Linked DNA regions of Mus musculus: all the other regions are linked to region 2. Evidence: chromatin loops called from intact Hi-C (ENCODE). Cell type or tissue: left cerebral cortex. All regions are shown on one strand.

Region 1 (8,000 bases), 67 kb before region 2:
TCTACTACCTCCTCCAACTGACAAGGTCTTTGCCCCCCACTCCATACCAGTGGCCCTTTCTGCTTTTGTAGACAATACAGGTATTCTAAATTAAACACACAAATCTAAAGATCTGAATTTATGCTATGATTCATATATGAGAACACATAGCTCGTGTCTGTATCCAGGTCATGTCCTTTAATATTGTGTCTCCATCCATTTACCTGAAGATTTTATGTTTTGGCAGCTGAACAAAATCCCATTATAAATAAGTACCACATCTTCATTATGCATTCGCCAGCCAAAGGCTATCCAGGCTGCTTCCTTGTCTCTGCTGCTGCCTTCACGAATGAATGACAGGGCACCCGCCTCATCTGTCCCAATGCCGAAGGCTAGCACGGGCATCAGTATCTGCATCTCCTCCTCTTACTTCCATCTGGCTGATGCTTGATCTCTTAAGGCAGGTTTGTAAGGATTAAGTGAAGTAACCCAGACACTAAAACAGTTATCACATGGACCTTAGCATCAACGCAAATCCCCTTCCACTTCCACTCCTCTTACTTCTGGGCCCTCTCTCTTCTCCCTATGGCCTCATTATTCTTTACTGATATGTGGGCGGGAAAGGGTATCCTAGCTTCCCCATTTGAAAACACTCTCATCACAAAATTCCTTTGTAAAGAAAGGCTTTATTGCTAACTTTAGACACCCCGTATATAGCACAAACAAATCCCCTGTACAGAGAATTATTCAAGCAGTAATACTGAGAAACAATGAACATACACAAAAAGATTAAAAAATTAGACATTTAGATTACTAGAAATTTTCCAAGAAAAATTTAAAATGTGAAGTGCTTTTTAGAAACTACACTACACACACCAGTGTAAATTTGGTTTTTATTAACAATCAACTTGAAACGTTGCATCTAAATGTGCACCAGTTACATGCCTTCGTCACTCACTCCCGACACAGAGACAAGTGCCTTTTCTCTCCCTATGCTTTGGGCTTTCCTTGAGCTGCAGCTATAAGCTGCATTATTCCAAACCAGATTTGAACAGGTAGAATGAAATATATACATGTGCATCTAACCACACCCACAAGATTACAGCTCTTCACCCTGCCCACACAGCCTTTCCCCTCTGTCACTTAGATACTACCCCAGGCCTTGAACTGTCCTATCCCCCACCGCCTGAGCCTGCACATCTGTGTCCACTTGGACATACCCACAGGTTTGAAAACTAAGCCTACTTAACGAAGAGTGTCCTGAAGCCAGAAAGGAGAGACAGAGAGACCTAGACTAAGAGAATGTTTACATTTCCAGGAAAATCTTGTGATACACTTGAGCATAACCCTCAACTACTCACTTGTGGCAGCTAGAGTCAAAGCTGTGCGAATGGGTCTATGACATACGGGGTAAAGGCCAAGTTAGAGGGCTGCCAGTGACACCCTGAGACGACTTCCTTCTTCATTTGACCCACAAGCACAAGCCCTCCTGGCCTGAGGTCTCCCTCATCCTAGATCTGCTTGGTCTAGCTACATGCCATCTTCCCACTATATCTAAGCTCAAAGTGAGGAACAATGGGGTAGACAGATAGCCCTGCAAAATTACTCAGAGGCCAAAGAGGCAAGGACTAGGAGAGTCTGGGCAGACCCAGAGCTCTGCCAGATGCTTCGCAGCCGTGCCTTGCCAGTCTCCTGCACTGAGTCACATGTGTAGTTGTTTACTAGATCAGAGAACCTTCAGGGAAAACGAGCGGGGGAAGGATGAAGGACAGAGTTCATCAGAGAAGCCAGAGAAGAGATAGCATCAGGCCTTCCTGAAATAAAGGGAACAACATGAAGCCATGCTTCCAAAGCCACCTATCTATGTGGGAGTACAAGTCCCCTAGGGCAGCTGTGCAGAGACAACCCCCATTGAGGGACACTTTCTTCTCTACAAATGCCTCCATCTTCATTTGACTGCCCACCCAATGTTGGAACATCTTGTCACAGACAGATGGACAGGGTCAGAGACTCGCCGCAGCAGCTGCTAAAAGGAATAGTCAGAGCTTAGTGGGCAGTCTGTAGCTGCCTGGTGTCCTCACTGAGTGTGAGTAATTGCACTTTGGGGCACAGTGAGCACAGGGAGGCTTATGTGGTCTGGGAGAGAGAGGGCAGGCTGACCTAAGGGGTGGGCCCATTAGATAATGGCTGAAAGCCCTGGCAGAACAGCTCCACAACTGAACTCCATGACTCCAGGGAGTAGACAAGGGGATAACAGGACAGAACTTGCTTCCACAAGCCTTCTAGCTAGCCTCCACATGCTTCTGAAAACTAAGCACGGGGCTTCTACTAGGAACTACAAAAGATTCATCTTCGGTTTGCCTCAGTCTCTGGAGAAGACAGGTGAAGCAGCCAAAGCTCAGGGAGATGGACCCTAGGCATTGCCCTGGCCACCTCAAGAGAATCTGAAGACCCTGGAGCCGACAGCAGCCACTTGGAGAGTAGTACACTTCTGCGGTTCCTCTTGTCACATTGTAAGTTGACTATTGCCTGGCACTTTGACAATGGCCTTCAAGAAAAAAAATGTTCAACAAACTTTTTAAAGGGGCAATGGCCACTTAGCAGTAGTGATTTGATTTTGTCTGTCTTGTGAAAATATCGCGCAGGAGGTAACCCCAAGACAGAATAGGTCACATTGGAGCTAAGGACCCTAGTGATCCTGTCAAGTCTGCTTAAGGCAATAAGTGGGTATGAGGCCAGGTCAGTGACACAATGGCGATGCAATTAGCTGACTGCTCACCCAAGACCTCATCCCAGAGCTGGTCTGTTGACCTCCCAGCCCTCAGCAATGACTCCACAGAACTTTGTCAGCACAGGGGACAGCAGAGGTGGATCACAGGAGTGTCCCCAATGTGTACCCACTCCATCTGGAGACATCTGTCAGTCAAAGGAGCGTTTTTTAAATGCTCACCCTGATTCAGATTCATTACATCTCAAAACCCTTTCATTTCAACGCTCACAACAAAGAAATGTATGGGTGAGCTTGTGAGATAGGACTTTTCAGGAAACAGGCTCAAAACCAGAGGAATTACACTCTTAGCATCCATTAATTCCCATGGAGTCTCAGACCTGTCTGTCTTGCTTAAAGTCTGAAGTCTTTTCTGGACATGGAAGGACATCTACTACTCAGAATATATAAGGCAGAAATGGTTTCAGTTCGATTTTGATGCAAAGAGATAACAGGCAATAAAGAGAACATTTCTAAATGTGACACGTGTTTAAACATGTCACTCCCATTAAACACAGGAATTCCAAAATAAAAACTCTCATAAAGTGCTGTTTTCTCAGTGAGTCACACACCAGCAGACACAGCCCAAGGCCTTGTCTGCCCCCCGAGCAAGGTGGTGGCATCAGCTGAGCAAGGCAGGGGCTGCAGGGCTGCTGTCTGGAGGCACTGCTCCCTTGCCACTCCTAGCTCTCGTTAGTGTGAGGGACCCCTCCCAGCAGCAGCAGCCCTCCCGCACCATGCTGCTCTGTCCTCTGGGGACCCTCCATCACCCGCCTCCTCTCCCCATGCTGCTCTGTCTTCTGCTTTAGCTTTTTACTTCCATAATCTATTCAAGACCAGGGGCTGGAACTTAGCCAGCTCCTTGTCATGGATACATGGGGTCTCCCACCTTCCCAGACCACAGAGAAGCCTGGCAGAATGGAACCCAGTGGTACCTGCCCCACAAGAATTCTAGGACATTCACACCAAGGAGGGTTGAGAAAAAGAGAGGCCACTATAAATAGTCACCTGCCCAGTCTATGCTATTAAACGACAGAAAGAAGGAACACAACTGGCAGCAGACAAATTCCTTCAGCTGTTGGTGGACATCAAGGAAATGACACCCTCACATGGTCAGACGTTAATAATTTCTGCTCCAGTGTCTTCAGGCTCTGTGCAAGAAGAATTTGTGGTGGAATGACACATTCCATGTCCTTCTTTATTTTCAAGGGTGGGCTCTGTAAGTGCAGACTTTTCAAAAATATTCTTTTTACTTGTTTCTGGACAGTTCTGAACATAGATCACTCTATTGTAAGCCTTGAGTCTTTTCCATAACTGTAGGTACACCTTGCACTGAACATACATAAAGAGAAGTCCTCCAGTGAAGCCGATGGCCACAACTACCAGCTTCGTCCAGAAAGGCCACTCTAGGATTCCTGCAGGGGAGACTCAGTTAGCTCATCAGGAGGTCTCATGTCAGAAGGAAGCAGGACAGAGCTTCTGAACGCCCACAACCACTCTGTACATTTCTGACTCATCAAGTCCTCCCTCCCCAAAAGGAGCAGGAAGTGTTCTCAATGTAGTTTACTCTGCTCTCTCAGGAAACAGAGCTCTAAACCCCAGAACCTCAGTCCCCAGGACCTGTGTACAGCACTCACCTCACGGCCCATATACTCACCTGTTACCTGACCCTGCTTGATTTCCTCTGCTGTGCGGTCAATGAGCACATACAAGGACCAGACCACACAGGTGATAGCAATGACATGGAAGGTCACTGAGCACATGATCTTCCTGCGCTCACTGGCAGTCATCTGCAACTTCTCCCACTGGAAGACAACACAGGGATATGAGGCTCAGCTTCAGAGCAAAGGATCACAATGGGAAGCAGTGAGCGTTGCCCATGGCTACGAGAGGCTTTCCTTCCCTCCCTCTCCTAGGCCAGATCAATCTCCCCACACACACAAAACTACGTTAAGCCAGTTGGCTTCAATGACATAGCGGACAAAGCCAACTTTCTGTGCAATGAAGAGAAGCCAGGACTGAGACGAGCAGTGGCCTCCCATGAGCTAGTTTCTTACTCCTGCAGTCAGACAATGAAGACTTGACAAAAGGAGTACGGCAGCTGAGCCGCAGCTGCTAGGGTCAGGTCTGTGCTAACTGGTGACACCACAGCACACCAGGAACGGGTCTCATCGGTGCTGGAAAGGGGAATGGCAGAAGGCTCTCACTCTTTGGTCCTCTGCTACTTTGGTAGCAACAGCTTGAAACCGATGCTTAAGAGTTCCTGACCATGGGATGGATCCCCGGGTGGGGTAGTCTCTGGATAGTCCATCCTTTCTGGGAAGAGAGGCCCCTTGGTACTGCAAACTTTATATGCCCCAGTACAGGGGAATGCCAGGGCCAAGAAGTGGAAGTGGGAGTGGGTGGGTAGGGGAGCAGGGCAGAGGGAGGGTATAGGGAACTTTCGGGATAGCATTTGAAATGTATATAAAGAAAATATCTAATTAAAAAAAAATCCTGAACAGCCAGGTGTGGTGGCGCACGCCTTTAATCCCAGTACTCGGGAGACAGAGGCAGGCGGATTTCTGAGTTCAAGGCCAGCCTGGTCTACAGAGTGAATTCCAGGACAGCCAGAGCTACACAGAGAAACCCTGTCTCAAAAAAAAAAAAAGAGTTCCTAACAAGCAGCTCTGCCAGTGCCATCCCTCTAGGAGGTCATTAACTTATCCGGACACACTGGCCTAGTCATTTACTGGTTTCCAAATCAGAAGACAGAAAAGTAGAAAGAAGAAAGTGTAAACATTTTGCTTATCTTCTGCTAATGACGGGTATAGACTATCAGGCTAAGTTGCAAACAGAGCTTCATTAGTGATCTATACTATCCAAGTGTTACAGGATCATGTGACAGATTACACCAAGTAGGTCCCAGGAGCCTCTGACCAGGCAGAGCATTTTCTTGAGCAGTTTGCACCTGCCTTCTCTAACATCCAACTGCTTTCTGTTGGGGTTTCAGAAGTAGCACGGTTCCTGAATCAGCACCTTGTGTCTTCTGTGCCTGGTTCTCACTCTTTCCTAAGATACCCATGGCTCAACCCTTTTACACTCCCGCAGTGCTCACATTCACCACCTCAGTGGATACTTTTCTCCACAGGCAATCTGGCCCCTGCCTGTTAAAGCCTGTTCACTCTGCCTGCAAATCATACACACTGGGGAGAAGCACTCCCCAAGCCAAACCATCTACAATGCCCCTCCTCCCATGAGACTGCCCCACGAGGAGCACTTCTTTCTGTGTGCTCCATTGCCAGCTAACTTAGCATTTAATCGGCCCCATAATAATAAGTTCCCTAGCAACTTATATATTAATGCTTTTGGCACAGTAGGAGCCTTTTTTCTCCTTCCAAATATGATCTTTTGTGCTGGGCAGAGAGAGAAGTATGAAACTGACAAGTATGGATGGGAAGGCAGCAGTGACTTGGGGGACCTCCTTATGTAGTAATCCTTTCAGCTAGCAAATACTTAGCACAGACATACAAACTGTGCTGAACTAGACTCAGTGTTGGAGATACTCATCACTAAGTGTCCTAACAAGAGACACAAAACAGCTGACATATAAGAAATTAAATGCTGAGCAAGATGTCACAAGATAGTTGGTGGTCAAAGGAGAGAAGAGCAAGAAGAAAACAGTGTCAGTGTGATGGAAAGAGAAGCAGCATGAAGGAAGGCCAGACCTGAGCCATTACCATCAGAAGTAAGGCTCGACAGCAAGCACTCCAGCCTCAATTTCTAAAGCAGTGAACACAGCTGCCCAGGTACAGTCTGAAAGGACGACTCTGCCGAGCACCCACCCCCTTCTCACGTACTTTCCTCAAAGGTTTCAGCTTGGTCTCCATGATGAACTCGTACTTGCAGAGTTCACAGCAGCGTGTGTCAGAACTCTTGATCCACTGCTGCAGGCAAGCCTGATGCACGAAATGGAGGCTCCCTGTGCAGTGACAGGGGGTGATCAGAGGGCTCTCGTCATCCCCTTCACAGTGGCAGATCCTGTGGTGGAAGGGAACTAGTCAGTGAAAAGAGGAGCTCTAGGAGGGAAGATGGCGCTGCACCAGAAGGCCAATTCCTCCACAAACCAAAGTTCAGAAATGAAAACCGTAAAAGTGACTGTCAGCACAGAGACACACAAGCACGAATGAGAAAAATCACGATTAGCTGAACGTCAGCTTACCACAGCAGCAACGTCAGGATGGCAGTTGGCAACGGAAAGGGAAGAACGATACAAAAAATGACAAAATAGGCATTTTTAGGGAAGACTTCAAACTTTCAAAGATAAAATTTAGGCAACAATAAAGACACCTTCCAGAACATAAGACATTAGAGGGAAAACGTCTATGTAAACCAAAACAAGCACTCTCACCTCCAAAACACTACAGTGGCTTAAAAGGCTTGCTTGCTAGTGAAATCACACCCTCAAGTCACATGCACAACAGCCACACCCTCCCACCCTCTCTTGGAAACTGAGCAGAGACCAAGTACTTTGTATGCACTTAAAACTCACCATGGTTCTGCAAATTCCTTTCTTTTGGGTACTCTCAGAGCACTGAGTGAGAATTATTAAAGCAGTCATTATTTCTAAGGAACCATCTTGGATTCAACCACTAACCTCCATGAACTTAGGCTTTTGAGAACAGAAATGTTTTCCAACAGCTGAGCAACAGGTAGAACTACTATTCTGAAGAGGGCCTGGCCCAGCCTGGCTAGAGTAATGGGTTACTTGTGTCAGGAACAGGTTTTCTGATCCAACAGTAAGAAATGTAACGGCTGGCACTGGGAAGGGAAACTGAGGGAGGCACAGCATTGGGGTCAGATGAGACCGACGAGGATGCTGTACAGGAAGAGAGTTGGGAAGAAGAGTTTGGACTTGGACAACACCCCTAAGGTAAGAGGGAGGCAAGAAGGGAAGGAAGGGTATGGGCAGGCCACTGGAGACCAGCCCCTCCCACACTCATGGGGGCAAGCAAGTACTATTTCTTTCCACATATTTAGGCAAAGCATGCTTATTTTACTCAGAGGAGTCGGCAAGGCCTTTAATATGTGTAGTTTCTGCATCTTAGGAAATTAGTTTGCAAACGGTGTCACTGTATGGAAAACATAATTTTGCTCTATAGCTGGCAACAGATGTCTTGCTACTTCACTTTCCAGAAACTTCACATATTAAATCAGGGTAATGAGGTTATAAAGGTATTAGCAGAAACAGCCAGATGGTGGTTCCTGGCAAACC
Region 2 (8,000 bases):
TTCAATATAGTGCTCAAAACACTAGCTAGAGCAATAAAACAAGAGGAGGAAATTAAAGGGGTACTAAGAGGAAAAGAAGTCAAATTACCCATTTGCAGAGAGGATACACTATACATAAGAGATCTCAAAATTTCATCAGAAAACTTGTAGAAATAATCAAGCCTTCCAGAAAAATGGCCAGCAAAATGGCCGGATACAGATCTCCTTACACAATTCAGTAGCCTTTCTTATTTGTTTGTTTGGTTGGCTGGTTGGCTGGTTGGTTGATTGGTTTTGTGTGTGTGTGTTTGGTTTTGGTTTTCCAAGACAGGATTCTGTGTAGCTCTGGCTGCCCTGGAACTCACTCTGTAGACTAGACTGGCCTCAAACTGAGATCCAACTGCCTCTAGCTCCCATTGCTCAGATTAGAGGTATACACCACCACTATCTGTTCAGTAGCTGTTCTGACACCGATAACAAATACTTAGAAAAGGAAGTTATGGACAAAATCCCATTATCCTCAAAGAAAATAAAATGTCTAGGAATAAACCTGACAAGGTGAAAGACCTCTACAATAACAACTTCAAAACTCTGAATAAAAAGAATGAGAAATACACTAAAAAAATGGAAAGATCTCCCATGCTCATATATTGGTAGAACTAATATTGTGAAAATGACCATTCTACCAAAGCAATTTACAGATTCAATGTAATCTCAATAAAAACCCCATACGCTATTCTTTACAGAAATAGGAGGGAAATTCTAAAATTCATATGAACCACAAAAGATCCTACAAAATAAAGCAATTCTGAGCAAAAAGAATGATATCAAAGGGATTGCCACTCCAGATTTCAAGTATATTACAGAGCTATCATAATACAACAGCATGATCTTGGCTCAAAAATAGACATGCAGATCAATAGTAAAAAAAGAGAAGATCAACAAACATTCCTGGGAAAACGAGGACAATCCACAGGGAGAGGGAGGAGAAATAAATCACACAGGGACATTTGAAAAAGCCATGGGAAAGCAGATTATTTTGTTTACTTAAAATACACATAATACATAAAATACATATAATGTGTAGAAATGCATGTGCATATATATGTGTGTACTTAAACAAAGTTATTCCACTTGGGGTAACAACACTCCCCCTCAAAAACTACAGACTACCTAACAAAAATTCCAGTGACAATCATGAAAGAATCCTTTGGAGTGGTTAGTCAGGAGAGCCCAAGAGACTACCAAAACAATGCAGGCTATTGCCATTGCTCTTGATCACCTCCCAAAGTTTGAAAGTAACTCCATTTTGCTAAAGAAGGCACATATTTCTGACACAGGACTTGGAGGAATTAGGCTAGCTGTGAAGACCTCTTCCTTAAGGACTAGCTCTCACAGTACTGGAAGGTGCTATGCAATTTGCCAATGGAGGGAAATGATGCAACAATACTATCCAACTGTACCACCTACAAACCACAGCAATGACCAGAAAGACAAGATATTCCAAAAGGTGCAACAGAGATGTGGTGGTTTCAATGAGAATGACCCTATAGGCTCAGATATCTGAATGTTTGGTCTCTAGTTGTGGAACTGTTTTGGGAAGGATTAGGAGGTGTGGCCTTGTTGGAGGAAGTGTGTCACTGGAGGTGGACTTTGAGGTTGCAAAAACCCACACCATGCCTAGTCAGTCAGTCTGCCTATGCCCCCACCCCCCACAGCCTCCATCCCCACCCCCACCGCCCCTACCTCGTGCTTATGGATCAAATGTAAGCTCTCAGCTATTGCCAGGCTGTACACCATGATGGTCACAAACTCACCCTCTGAAACTGTAAGCAAGTCCTAAGTTAAATGATTTCTTTTACAAGTTCCCTTTGTCATGATGTCTTTTAACAGCAATAGCAAAGTAACTAAGGAACCAGCACTTGGATGCTGAGAGTAACCAATAGCTATCTATTTGGACTTAAAGCAAGCTCAACAGGAGAGGAAAATGTCTCATATTATAAATCTAACCAACTACCCCTGACTGGTGAGGTCTATGACCCTAGAGAAGGACCTGCTCTAGTAAATCAGCATAATTTCTAACTGCATTGTAAATACCATCATACTCACAAATAAGTATAGGTCTCCCTCCTTATCACAGAAGCTTCTTAAAGTGACAGACAGGAGCCAGTACAGAAAGCCACAAGGGGAGCCAACTGCAGATAACGGGCTGTTGGGTGAACAACAGCCCTAACTGATAGATCTACAACACAACCACAATGATTCAGGGAACAGATCAGAAGACAGAGAGCAAAGATGGAGGAGCCAGATGCCCAGGTTGTCTGCTACATGATAGTGTCTTCTGTATGACAGGGACACTGCAGCCACAAAATCTCATCAGTAAGGTTTCTTAGGGAAGACCTGAACAATGGCAGCATCTTTTGATATAACAATGTGGATGAGGGAAATCTCACAAGACCCCACCCTTGGAAGAAGAGCTACAGGCAATTAATCGCTGCTGAGAGAGAGCAAACCAATCTTCTCCAGGGATAAGTTCCCTGATAGGTTACCCAATCCTCCAATCCCAAATGGTCAGCCTTAACCACATATACATACAAGAAATACTAAAGGAACAGAATTCATGTGTTCATGTGTGTATGTAAAACAATAATAAAGACTACGAGGCTAAGAGGCCATATGTTTCAGAGGAAGCTGTGGGAGCAGAGGGAGAAATGGAGAGAGAGGGGACATGAAATCAGTACTCACGTGGGACGTTATAAACAACGGGCTGTGGGCTGCAGAACCAGTCACAGAGCAGTTACCTGGTTTGTGTGAGAGCCTGTGTTTAATCCTCAGAAAGAAAAGTGAAGAAACAGAACATGGTAGAGGAAAAAGAGGGACAGAACTCCTGTGACAGAAGATGCCCTTCAAGCAGATGGCTCACCCAACAGTAAAGAGGGCTCTTCATTTCTCGCTCCCACTGGTTGATTGTTTTGTTATCCGAGACTGGACAAAGGCCCTGTGCGTGCTACGCGTTCCCCCTGTTACAGAACCACATCTGCAGCCCCCAACAGGGAAGCTTAACAAGAGAATCTATTCCATCCTGTCTGGGCCTTGAACTAATTTCTCCTAATGCTGGTTTAAATGACATAGCCATGCTGGACTTAAAACACTCACATTTAGCAACAAGAAGCAAGGAAACCTTGTCTTCAAATAAATGATAAATTTGTTTTTAGTTTAGGTACATTCCACATATTTTGTGTTTACCTAAAATTCATATTTAATTGTGAATCGTGTGTTTCATCTGACAATCCTGGATGTAGCCAAGACATGCAACACAGTTTCATCGTCTGCCTATACTTAAAGAGAAGGTAAAGGAGGGAGTTGTCTTGGAAAAGACAATGTACCTCACCTGGGTGTCACAGACATTAGACGACCAACAGCCACCTCCTCACAAAGGACAAACTTTTTAAAATGTGTTCTCTGCCTCTATCTTCCCACTGCCAGGATCACAGTGCGCCACCGTGCCCAGCGATTTTCCCTGCTAACATCAAAGTTCAGTACATCTCTTATCAATAAAGTCTCCAGAAACAAGAAGTTAGGAAAGTACACATGGCTCTTTATTTTAACTTCCTCAGTAATTTCACACTCTGCATACCCTCATTCACTGCATCCAACAGGATATTTCGTTTGATTTTATTGAACATAGGGTCTCACACACTGAATCTCTCAAAATGCAAAATTTTCTTGCTTCAGATTTTCAACATTTAGTTTTTAAAAAAAAAAGTGTCCACATCATTCCATGTATAGTTCATACATTCTTTTTCACAGCACGTGATTTGAGTATTCTAAATGAAGTATTCCACTCCCATTTTGAGTAACTAACCAAGCAAGTACATGTGAAGTCTACTATATAGAAGCACGATTGCAGTCCCTCCTGGGGCTGATCAGAAATACTGCTGTTTTTTCCAAGAGATAAGTTATATATTTATTATTTCTCTAATTGCATAACATATAATCGAACAAAATAAAGAAAAAAAAAAATAATGGGAAGGGCCATACTTCATACGTATCTTGAGACATCATCAAATTAACAAAAACATAAAACGACAAAAAAAAAAAAAAAAAACCACTTCATAATAAATCTTGACAGCTGTATGACCACTGTGTGTCTTTACGTGGGGGAGACAAAGAAGCAGAAAAGGGCTGGCTTTCTTTCTTCCTTTGTTGTTGTTTTTTTTTTTTTTTTTTTTTTCAAATGGGCTTTCAGAGAAGCGTGTTTTCTTTTTAAGGGAGGTTTAGCTGCGTTAAAGATACGTGAGAAGAACGTGAGCCATTATAATCCTCCCCTAATAAATTCCCTATTTAAAAAAACTTGACTCAGATGAAGGAGTCCAAAAAAAAAAAAAAAACATTTTTAAAGACGAGCAAATGGGCGGCGATTAAAATGTAAAGCAGCCTACCTACGCTTTGCCTCCAGCGCTTCTACTAGAGCAGCACCGTCCAGACGCCACGTCAGGCACTCAGACACCAGGAATCCACACTTCCATCTCGGACGGACGCGGAGACTGAAGCAGAGGCAGGGAGGGAGGGTTGCCCGGTGCGCGCCCTCACAGCCCAGCCCGGGCAGGACTTCACCTGAGAGAGCCCGAGACCTTCGGCCGCCCGCCGATAGGGTGACCGGACCCCGCCCCGCAGCACGCGGCCTCTCCCCGGCCCGAGACCTCCGCGCACCCACCTGTCGCGGCCTCCCAGCGGCCACACCCCTGGTGGCCCGGAGCGCGCGGCCCCGCCACGCCGCACCTCGGCGCGAGCAGCTCAGGTGGGCGCGGAGCTCCACGCGCGGCCCGCTTCCTGCATGACCCGGGCCGGACGCAGCAGGGCCGCTGGGTCAGCGCGCAGCCTACACCACCCAGCGAGAGGACGCCGACTGACCGGTCACGTGACGCGCCGGTCACGTGCCCCGCCGCGCCTCAGGCTAAAAGCGTTGCTTTGGCGACCTGGGGCGCTGGGAAGGCGGGGTAGCGGCGGCGGCCGCCTGGTAGACTGGCGCTGGGTGAGGCTGCTGGTAGACTCCGCCCGGCTTCACCTTCTCAGTGTAGAGAAAGGTAAACCTTCCGGTGCGCTAGCAAATGAAGTGGGAGCGAGAACTACGCGGTAAAACGTTTGTGTGTATGGACGAGCAGGGTTTTTTGTTTTGTTTTTTCTCTCACTCCCTAACCTAGAGAGACTCTGAGTGTATATGGTATGGATATGTAAATATGGTATTCATAATTTTTATGAGGATATTTCTGTCCATGTAGACAAGACGTATTTGACTCTACTTTGTCTACATTAAACTCATCCCTGATTATACCTGTACACTGGTGTTGTGACTTGTCCCCACCACAGTACTGTTGGTTGGACCCAAAGATTCTCTCAGAAGCTATCATTCCTAACTTTTACAATTTCTTGACATTCTAATTTTCCTAAGTCACATCTTACAGAAGGAGAGGTTTTGGCCACTGGCAGTTTTATTTATCCAATAATCTTTATTACACGGTACATTCAAGGTATTTTTTTTTAAATTCATGAGAGATTTGTAAGGCAATCCCTGCAGTACTCCACGATTTTCTATTGTCTAGAAGTAAGTCTGTTGGTTTAGCTAATCAGGTTACTCAGCATACTCAAATATGCTGGTCAGTTTGCATACTATGCTGTTTAGAGAGCAAACTGTCAGGAGACAAAACATCTGGATCCATGTAGCAAAGCAAAAAATGGGTCCATTCCTGTAGATCACCTTGAAAGCAACATTCATCTAGAAGATGGAATGGTGAATTTTTTTCGTGCAGATTTTTGCTGTGGGAAGCAGCAGCTACAACCTGAGAGAATCCTCCTGCCCTGGTGGCAGGCTTTCCTATAAGGCAGGACTAAACTTCCATTAGTGTCGTACATGGGCAAGAAGAGTCAATTAAGTGATTTGGGGGTGTGGGAGCCTGCCATCCGAAGTGACAAAGATTTCCAAGTTCTAGAAGTGTCTGAGTAGTTGTGGAGCTGGAAATATTATTTAGGCAAAGCTAGAGTCTCCTAACACAAGGATTCCCTACCCAAGAGATTTCTGAAGCCTCTCTTCATCTAAAACAAAGCTCTGAGTCCTGAGACCAAAATCTTGCATCTGTCCAAACAAGGGAACAAACAGGAAGTGGGAAGAAACCTCTGTACTTAGAAGGTAAAGCTGCTAAAATAAAGAAAAAAAGCAGTTGCTTTGAGGTGACCATTTGCTCAATGCAAGAAGCCTCGTGGCCTTTGGTAAAAATCCTCCTGTCTGTGCTAAAGGGGATGACTTCCCTCCTAGACTGTAGATCAGGGGATGCCAAGTGAGGCATGAGCCAGGGGGCCAATGTTACCCTACAACTAGTCACACTCAACTCTTCAAATGCTTAAGCACACGTTTATCAGTTACGGGTTCCTTGCAAACAAAAGATGCTGTTACAGTCGATGTTAGTGTGCATGTGTAATTTCTGCCCCAGGAGGTTTTCAAGAGATCAGGAATTCAAGGTCAAGCCTAGACTACATAGTTGACCTAAAAAAAAAAAAACAGTGACAAAATATACTGCTGGTGTCTATGATCATAATGGCATTGAACAAGGTGAATCTGAAGTGTGAGGAATAACAGAAACAAATTAAGAGATGAATATCTATATCTTAACTATGCTGTTGAAAAGCAGCCCTTGAATCCACACTTCCTGATTTTAAGTCTTGGACAGCTTTCCACAAGAGCAACACCTGGGATAGCTTGTGAAAGAGGTTTCTTGTGGCTCCAGAGAGTCCAGTCCTAGATGACCTGACACTTCTCCTTCTTTGTAAAGACTCATTCTTCTAGAATGAGGTGTTTAGACAACTCTAGAATGGAAAAAAATCCAAAAGTGGGCATGGAGGCACATGCCTGTGGCCCCATCTATACCAAAGGCTGAGGCTGGATATCACTGAGTTGAATCAAGCCCTGAAGCTAGCCTGAACAACAGAACAAGACTCTGTATCCCTATAAGAAGAAAAGACACATTGCTTTCAGTATTTTAAATGGTTTTTAGTTTAGCATCTCATTTTTTAAACTCAAAACTTAAGATGAAGGTGGCTATATCACAAGACCTAATCACACTCAATATTTTGGCAACAGCACAAGAACAATGTGTCCTCAATTCACTAACATTTGTAAGCATAAATTAAATCTGTCTGATTCTGCCTTGTTTAATCATTCACTAACATCGTTAGCACACAATCATGGCCTTGCCATTTTAAGTGCTAATCTTAATCATGACAATTGACTATATCTGTTATTGTTTATGTGATTTGATGTCTTAAGTATTGACATCTGTCTTCTAGATTTCCTTAAGTCTCCAAGCAAGATCATATCCCCTGTACCGGCTAGGTTTGTGTGTCAACAAGCTGGAGTTATCACAGAAAAAGGAGCCTCCCTTGTGGAAATGTGTCCATGAGATCCAGCTGTAAGGCATTTTCTCAATTAGTGATCAAGGGTAGGAGGGCCCATTGTGAGTGGTGCCATTCCTGGGCTGTTCTGGATTCTACAGGAAAACACACTGAGCAAGCCAGTAACATTCCTCCGTGGGCTTTGCTCCTGCTTCCTGACCTGCTTGAGTTCCAGTCCAGACTTCCTTGGTGATGAACAGCAGTATGGAAGTGTAAGCTGAATAAACCCTTTCCTCCACAACTTGCTTCTTGGTCATGATGTTTGTGCAGGAATAGAAAAGACATCCCCTTAGTCCAGACAGGCTAAGACTCTTTTGATGTTAGTAGATATGCTCAACATCCGTAGTAAGTCTAAAGAAACTTTAACAGATGGAGCCTCCACCTTCTGAGGCACTTAAGGTTCAGAGGGAAATCAGGAAGACTAGGAAGATATGAAGCCATGGGTCCCCTCATGTGTACTCTTTGGTTGGTGGTTTAGTCCCTGGGAGCTCTGGGGGATGGTCTGGTTGGTTGATTTTGTTGTTCTTCCTATGGGGTTGCAAATCCCTTCAGGTTCTTCAGTCCTTTCTCTAACT
Region 3 (8,000 bases), 86 kb before region 2:
GATAGACAGTGGGACCACAAATAGAATTTTTCAATAAAAGGCAAACATCCAGCTTTTTCCTCACACTCTTGACCTGAAAAAGCCATAAAGGCCTGGAGAGTATTTCTCCCACCAGTAGGGCAGAAGGGCCCCCTGCTGGTGGACTGGCCAACAAATCGAAAGCCTGCTCAGGATATTTACCCTGAGACAAGGACCTATCAATCAGCCCTCTACTCTTTGTTCAAACTGATGAACCTTAAACTGGGGGAAGCACGTTCCTCAAAGACCCAGAAACCCCCAATTATGGAGGAGAGACTTGATTTCCGACAATGCTCTTGGACCTATAATATTTCAAACTCCACAAACTCATCAAAGTTTCAATCAGTCCATCAGTCCCATTTGTACACTCAGTTTCTTTCCAGGGATGTTCATTTCTAAGAGGGTCCCTGGGCTAGCCAGACACCAAGGAGAAGACGAGGAGTCTGCACCAGTGGGAGCACAAGGTCATGTTAAAGTGCTGAAGACTTCTTGATGCCCAAAACCTGCATCCCTAAAGGGAGCTTTAATGGCAAGGAAAATCGGGAATATCCATGAAAACTGAGCTCAGGGTGAATATTTCAGTGTTTAAGCAAAACTGATTTATTTTCTCTGTCCCAAATGAATGAACATGATTTTGTTTTCATTAGTTTGTTCTCAGAGAATGTTCAGTAAGTGTTCAATGCATGAAGGCTGTAAGAATTTAAACGTGCTCACTGGAGTTGGTGTCTGCTTCTCTCCAGAGGGAACAACTTTGGTTGTGGCTACCTCTAACCGGGCTGGAGGCCAGATGTTATAGGGGCATTCCCTCAGTGGTCTGCACCCAATGTTCTTTCTCACTTCCTTTAATGCCCTCTGATTCCACCGTGAAAACTATCTCCTTCCCCAACCACCACACACAGAATCAGGATGTGCATTGACCAAGCTGGCAGGACATTTGACACTGGCTGAGTGTGGCATAGGAGCCTTAAGCCCTCTTCCTTTGACTGTCTAGACAGACCCCTCTTGGGGGCTGGGGCTGTTCAAAGTCACCTGTATTAAGTGAGGTCTCTAGGATCTCCCTCGCTCCTTTCTATTCATGAGTGCACATCTGTTCCACTCACTAACTCTTTGGTATAAGCCAGTCTCATAGCTCTACTGTTGTGATCATGCCATGGCACAAATGTTTGCCATTCAGCATTGGAAAGATTCCTGGCACTTCCACTTATAGTGCATTGAGCTTATAATGGGAAATAGACCACCATATACAACTTTGTCTGCAACATGGCAGCCTCAGCTCAGGGGATAGCCAAAAGGGCCACCTCTAACATAGTGTTTTCACTTTTCTCATGCTAGATGGATGGAGTGGAACCCCGGCTTCCCTTTGAGTATTGATGCCAAATGCCACAAGGATCTGCCCCGAGATATCCAGTTTGATAGTGAAAAAGGAGTGGACTTTGTTCTGAACTACTCAAAAGCGTAAGTTTTAAGAACTTCAGGGTATGAGTGGCTCATCTGATAGCTGGGGATGGGAGAGTGTTAGGACTTCAGGACCACAAAGAAAGAGCACACCATTCCACCTCAAGTGTCTGGACCAGGAAAGCTGTACTCTTGATCAGAAGGGCAGCCATACACCAAGACAGACATTGTATTTGCTTATTCTAACTCAGGTAGTGTCTGTATTCTCCCCATTGACTGGGATCCAATTCACGGCCTTAATGAGCCAACCTGAACAGAATTGGTACACAAGAAATGAAGGAAGGGGAAAAGGGTCACTGATCCAGGTCATCAAATGCCTAGAATACAGCAATGGACCTTGGTGTAAATAAAGATTTCGTTGGGGAAGGGGAAATTAAAGCATTTCCATAGAAGTCCAAGGTTATTTGGGGAGGGATGGTAAAATGAGTTTAATTCCTTGTCCTGAAGGCAAGTTGTAGAGCATCTGATAGAAAAGACTCGTATTTGTTCTTTCTTATAGTAGGAAAGGCCTTTTTTATAGGACTTGGGCTGGGGGAGCAGTTCAGCTGAACACCATTCCCCATGCGTTTGCTCTACCCAGGCCAGGAGGTAGTCTCTCATCGAACAGTTGCAAGATGACTTATATCTAAACAGCCTTGACCCAAAAGTCTTCTAGCACCTACAGCCCCGTGCTTTCAGCTAAAAGCAGAGGCTGTTCTTACTTACAACACTCCATCTCCACTTCCAGTTCACTCCTGTGGCCAGTCCATCAGAAGATGGAGTCCAGACTGATGCCAAGAGGCAGGTTCCACAGTAACAGTGACTCAGATGACACTGTTGGTCCCATGACTTAGATTCTTGTTCATTTGTCTTAAGGACCCCATGAAGTAGGCATATGTGTTTATCACTGTTCTGGTGCTGTGAAGAGACACTAAGACCAAAGCAATTCTTATAAAAGAAAGCATTTAAGTGGGAGCTTGCTCACAGTTCCAGAGGTTAAGTTCATTATCATCCTGGTGGGGAGCACGGTGGCACACACGATGCTGGAGAAGTAGCTCAGAACTTTACATGCTGAACCACAGGCAGACACAGAGAAAGACCTGGATCAGGTGTAGGCTTTTGAAACCTCAAAGCCCAACCCCAGTTTCCTCCAACAAGGACACATCTATTCCAACAAGGCAACATCTCCTAATCCTTTTAATCCTTTCAAATAGGCCCATTCCCTGATGACTAAGCATTCAAATATAGGAGCCTATGGGGGCCATCCAAGCACCATAGGACATATTGTCCTCTCTGCAGTTGAGGAACCGAGAAGGAATAAGAAGGTTGAGGACCTTGCCTAAAGTCCTTTGCTAATAAACAACAGAGACACTCAACTCTGGGTTACATGTCTGCACTAGAGTTGCTGCAGGATGCCAGCACAACCATGGATACTCTGTCAAAGAGTAGACTCTTTCAGCACCAGACCAAGGTTAGCAAGGACACCTTTGATGTTATACTTTGACTCTTAGAGAACTTTTATACTCATACAAACCTAGAAAACCCTAAACTCTTGAAGCCCAACTGAGCCTTATACTCCCCCAGGAACTTTTAGCACTTCCCAGCACACAGCACATCCACAGACAAGTCTCAGAGAGAAGGACTTGGCTACCTACACACCCAACAGGCAGCCAGGGCTGAGGACCACAAATCAGTCTGCTCCATCTGGGTGTTTTCACAGCTATTGTTGGTCATTTCTAGGTAAGGAAATCAAGAGTCCAGTGGGTTAAGATAAAGTAATTTACATATATATATTCCCATACATAAATAGATGATTTATATATAAACTAACTCTGGTGACCTGAATGAGAAATGACCCTGTAAGCTTGAGTATATGAACACTTAGTACCCAGTTGGTGCTGGCTTTAGAGGCATGAAGGATGCAAGAATGAAGGGATTGTGGAGTCTTCCCCCATGGTTTTAGAAAGCCACTAAGGCAAGGCACTGTGTGGTACGGATGTCCCTGTGTGAAGACCACAAGAGCAAGAGGCTCTGAGAGGCTATTGATCAAGCTATACAAGTGTGGCCTTGGCTGCAGTGGAGACACCAAGAGATTGGAGGTGTCAGAGCTGAGAGATACATACATAGGAGAGCTGCTCACATAGATTGGAATCAGCCAAAGAGAGAAATATATGTTGTAGTCAGCAAAGTTGGAAGGGAAGAGCCATTTAAGCCCTTTGACAATAGGCATAGGGCTAAAGGATTTGGAGTGTGCCCTGCTGGGTTTCAGTCTTGCTTTCATCCAGTATTTCCTCTCTATTCCTGCTTTCCTCTCTTGTGGAACGGTAATGTATATTCTTTGTGGAAGTATGTAGTTTTTTTTTTTAAATGGGGGTTATAATTAAGAGATTGCCTAGAGTCTCAGAAGAGACTTTAACACAGAACTGAGCTTGCAAGACTCTGGGGACATCTGCAGTTGGACTAAAAGATTTTGAATTATGATATGGCACAAACCTACAGGGAACCAGGAGTTGAGTGTGGTTTAAGTGAGAAATGTCTATAGAACTGGCGTAGGTAATATTTGGTGCTCTATTTGGGAAAGTTTAGGACGGGCAGCCTTGCTGCAGAAAGAATGAACTAGGGGCAGGTTTTTAAAGTTTAAAGTCTTGCCCCATTTATCATTTGTGCTCTGCAAAGGAATGAATGAACACATGCAGAGGTGGGATTCAGAGACATTCCAGAGGGCATAGGCCTGGTCTCTTACACAGCTGGGGTGCAGTAGGAAGAGCGTCTGCCACAGGATAAGTTCTATCCTGGTCCCACAAGGCCAGCACCTACCTCTTGGAACTGCCTGGGCTATGAGGAGGTTCCCAAGTATGAAGTAAAAACACTCTGCGATGGCATAGTGGGTGGGCAAGGTGACCTGTCCCCTGGTTTGCAGGATGGAGAACCTGTTCATCAACCGCTTCATGCACATGTTCCAGTCTTCCTGGCACGACTTTGCTGACTTTGAGAAAATCTTCGTCAAAATCAGCAACACTATATCTGGTAAGAGGGTTCTGTGGACGGGAGAGTTTATTTTTCTGTCTGAGACTTGCAAACATCCAACCCATGCACCCCCTCGACATCATCTCACCAGAAGTGTCAAGGCCAATGGGACTTTTTCTTTACATACATAAATCATTTGTGGCTCTTCTGCTCAGACCCGAGGCAGGACTGGGCTACATCAACCTAGCATTGGAGGCTGAAATGATGGCTGAGCAATTCTGCTCTTGCAAAAGACTCAAGTGCAGTTTCAAACATCCACACTGGGTGGCTCACAACCACCACTAACTTCAGCTACAGGGCATCCAAAGTCTCTGGTCTCTGGAGACACATGTGCATGAGTGTGTGTGTGTGCTCACACACACACACACACACACACACACACACACACACACACACACTTAATAGTAGTAAAAACAAAATTTACAGCAATGGGGTCCTTAAGACCAAAGTTCATTTAGTTGGAGCCCTGGCACTGTCCTGGACAGTAATAGATGGAGAGTCATGACAGCCATCACTCTTCCAAGAGGCAGGAATGGTTAAAGATGCTGACCTCAGAACAAGGGATCAACATTCTCCCCTCTCTTTTCATGCTGGGCGGAAGGACCGGAAACCTTGAGAAGAGCAAGTGCCTGGAAATCTTACTGTTCACTAAGGCATAGCTCTAGGAAAACTAGCTCTATAGCCTGACTCAGCAATGAGTAGGGACACAGCAAGTAGGGACATGGCAAGTGAGAAGATCCCGATACCTACAAAGATTTGTCCTCCTGCAGGATCGTGGGATCCTGCCCAGCGGTCCTATCTAGAGGTCATTCTCTCCACAGAGCGAGTCAAGAACCACTGGCAGGAAGACCTCATGTTTGGCTACCAGTTCCTGAATGGCTGCAACCCAGTACTCATCAAGCGCTGCACAGCGTTGCCCCCGAAGCTCCCAGTGACCACAGAGATGGTGGAGTGCAGCCTAGAGCGGCAGCTCAGTTTAGAACAGGAAGTACAGGTAGGCCAGCTTGCTGAAGACCTAGTCTTTCCACAGTAGCCACTTCCTGCTGTCCAATGCTTGCTGGTCCCCAGACTTTTACTGGCTTGTCTGGTTGATTGATTGTGTGAAATCAGTAGTTTCTTCATTTTTCTGGCTGCAGCATCCAGGAGGATCTTGGGCACTGTGCAAGCCACATGCAGTCACAGGAGGGGCTGCATCTACACAATCCTCACATCTGCAAACACAGTGTCAGTGTTGTGTTCAATGTCCATATCAATAATTACTTGACATTCCCTGTGATAGGTGTGTTCTACACATAGTCACCCAACTGTCATCTGCTTTGCAAAGGTGAGGAAACTAGAGAAAGAAGTAGACTTTGTGTAGGTAGAACTTACTGCTAATTAGAAACATAGGCACTACCTGTCCCTCACACACTTTCCCAAGCCAGTCTTTCCTGACTTTCACTTGCAGGCTCAAGCCCTCATCCCCAGTTCCAAGGCTGATCTTGTCTTGAGTCGGATAGAGTTTAAACCAAATCGGCTTGCATCTGATGGAATCTTCCAGGCATTACCGTGCTAGATTTTATTTTGCTTGCTGAGAGTCCCAACAACCCTCAGCATACTCCCATCTCCCCATTGCAGCTAGCACCACTGGGCCTCCATCTCCAGCTGTTCATGTAACCTCCATTGCCTCTGTTCACCCTGTCTAGGTACCCAGCCCACATGGAGACTCCAAACACATACCATTCAGGCCTAACTTCCTGCCTACATGACTTTGGGGGTTACTTAACCAACTGAAGTTGGGGTCCTGATCCACATGGAAAGTCCTTCCCCACTCATCAGGACCTTCATGGGATCTGACATATTTCTAGGCATGCAGACAGCCAGCAACAACAACTCCTTACACCCACCCCATGCACAGAAATAAGCATGTCTTAGAACTAAGAGGGACCTAAACCTCTGCAATTGCCCCTAGCTACCCAGAAGTAGGACCTTGCCTGTTCTCCAAGACAAGCCCCCTACCAACTCCAGGGGAGGTGGCTTATGGGTTATCTTCACTTTGAGCTGACCCATCAAACACATGATAGTGATGATGTTCTGCTGTGGTTTAGATCATGAGGCAATAATCTAACAATCTAACAGCCACTCCTGATTAGACTCAGACTGACTACCTTGTCTCTTATACTGTCACCAACTAACACACCAGAACAGTTCACAGGGCCCTCCATCATTCTTGACACCTTTCTTTGACAGCCTCAGTGACATGTTAAACACCAAGCCCACGAGTTGCTTTGTTTACAGTATTGAGAAGTGGCCCCAGAGCCTCACATGTCTTAGAAAGCCCTCTTCCACTGAGCTATATTACCAACCCCTAAATATTTTTTAAAAATATTTTCCAGTGAAATTTGGTTTTGGAACATGATTGGAAGAACCTTTCAAGGACCCTTTTCCCCCCATATATGCAGAGAGTAGCCCCCCCCCCCCATCTCTTCCTTTCCAGGAGAACCCTGTCCTGGATGACAATGGCTAGTTTGCCCAGTGTTGAACTTGATCTAAATGAAGTCCTCCAGCTGCATCTGCATGTCTGACTTCTCCTCTCTCACTCTCAGAGTGGTCTTTCCGCTTCTTTCCTGAGCATTAAGCAGCTTTCAGGCACAATGAACCTGAGTCAGTTGTGGCCAGTCTTTCATTTTAGCTTTGAAAATAATTAGAAAGCAGAAAATAAATATGTAAGCCAGCTTTGGAGCTGGAGAACCAGACCCATGCATTCTGAATTCCATTTGTACCCAAAGCTTTAGGGTAAAAGCCTGGGTTCCCGAGGCCCAGATAGACTAGGTTTGGCCACCCAGCCCCACACACAAACAAAAGAGATAGGTAGAAAGGGAAAAAACAGAGATTTAATCAATATGGACACACAGGGGGAAGAGATAATGAGGTCCAGTGACCCCCTAAATCCATCTTGGGGCACTGTCATGAGTTTTAAGTTTAAATAGAAGAAGTTCTGGCCTAGGGGACAAGATGTGGCTAAATAAGAAGTCCCAGTCTTTTTGACCTATTTTTTGATACTGCAAGTATCAAACAATAGCAAGTCTTCATTACTGATTGAACATACGGATCTAGTTTCCACAAGATTACTTCTGCCCCAGGCTCTGTAGTATTGCTATCCTGGTACAAGTGTGTGTGTGTGTGTGTGTGTGTATCTGTCTGTCTGTCCTGGTAGGTGTTACCTGTTTACCTGTTTCTGGGACACAAGACTGTGACATATTTTAAATTTTTGCAGCAAATATTTTGGTTCAAATAAACCTCTGAACCATGAAGGAGGAAGCTCAGAACTTCTGTTCTATATGATACATGAATGGATCACTGCAGAAACATTCCTGTGTTGAATGTAAATGTAAAATGTATTATGTTAATATACTGCAGGAGAGAATGAGGGCTTACCTTTGTACCCTTGGCCTTGAAGAGAGGAAAGTAGGTTAGACAGACTCTTCCAGTGACCAGCAGGCTGACTTGCAGAGTCTGCAGGGGTGTGACAAAGGCAGGAG

What was found. A loop is a pair of places that touch in the nucleus more often than their neighbours do. Peaks named below come from ENCODE experiments on the same cell type or tissue, not always from the same donor. Only the 100,000 strongest peaks of a DNase experiment are listed, where the experiment ranks them.
Region 1: it touches region 2 in a loop (2.1-fold over the local background); 2 of 42 quality-filtered maps call a loop at or near these places.
Region 3: it touches region 2 in a loop (2.4-fold over the local background); 3 of 42 quality-filtered maps call a loop at or near these places.

What each region holds. Positions count from the first base shown.
Region 1 is chr6:116,402,186-116,410,185 of GRCm38, reverse strand. It overlaps Marchf8 (membrane associated ring-CH-type finger 8), which reads right to left. Exons shown (of 8, transcript NM_001302383.1): 6 at 6,586-6,766; 7 at 4,404-4,551; 8 at 646-4,161. The coding sequence ends at 3,860. It overlaps Alox5 (arachidonate 5-lipoxygenase), which reads left to right. Exons shown (of 14, transcript NM_009662.2): 14 at 1-115. Among named protein-coding and RNA genes, the nearest start is that of Gm38880, 7.0 kb to the left of the region's middle. In left cerebral cortex, no CTCF peak of the experiment used is centred here; a DNase peak (open chromatin) is centred at 4,233.
Region 2 is chr6:116,334,912-116,342,911 of GRCm38, reverse strand. It overlaps Marchf8 (membrane associated ring-CH-type finger 8), which reads right to left and starts at 4,890. Exons shown (of 8, transcript NM_001302383.1): 1 at 4,697-4,890; 2 at 4,422-4,526. In left cerebral cortex, a CTCF peak has its summit at 4,632; DNase peaks (open chromatin) are centred at 4,507 and 4,924; H3K4me3 peaks cover 1,991 bases; H3K27ac peaks cover 831 bases.
Region 3 is chr6:116,420,616-116,428,615 of GRCm38, reverse strand. Alox5 (arachidonate 5-lipoxygenase) reads left to right here. Exons shown (of 14, transcript NM_009662.2): 4 at 1,351-1,473; 5 at 4,373-4,479; 6 at 5,301-5,473. It overlaps Gm38880 (a long non-coding RNA gene), which reads right to left. Exons shown (of 5, transcript XR_869387.2): 2 at 7,897-8,000. Among named protein-coding and RNA genes, the nearest start is that of Gm38880, 11 kb to the right of the region's middle. In left cerebral cortex, CTCF peaks have their summits at 136 (motif pointing left) and 4,742; a DNase peak (open chromatin) is centred at 4,737.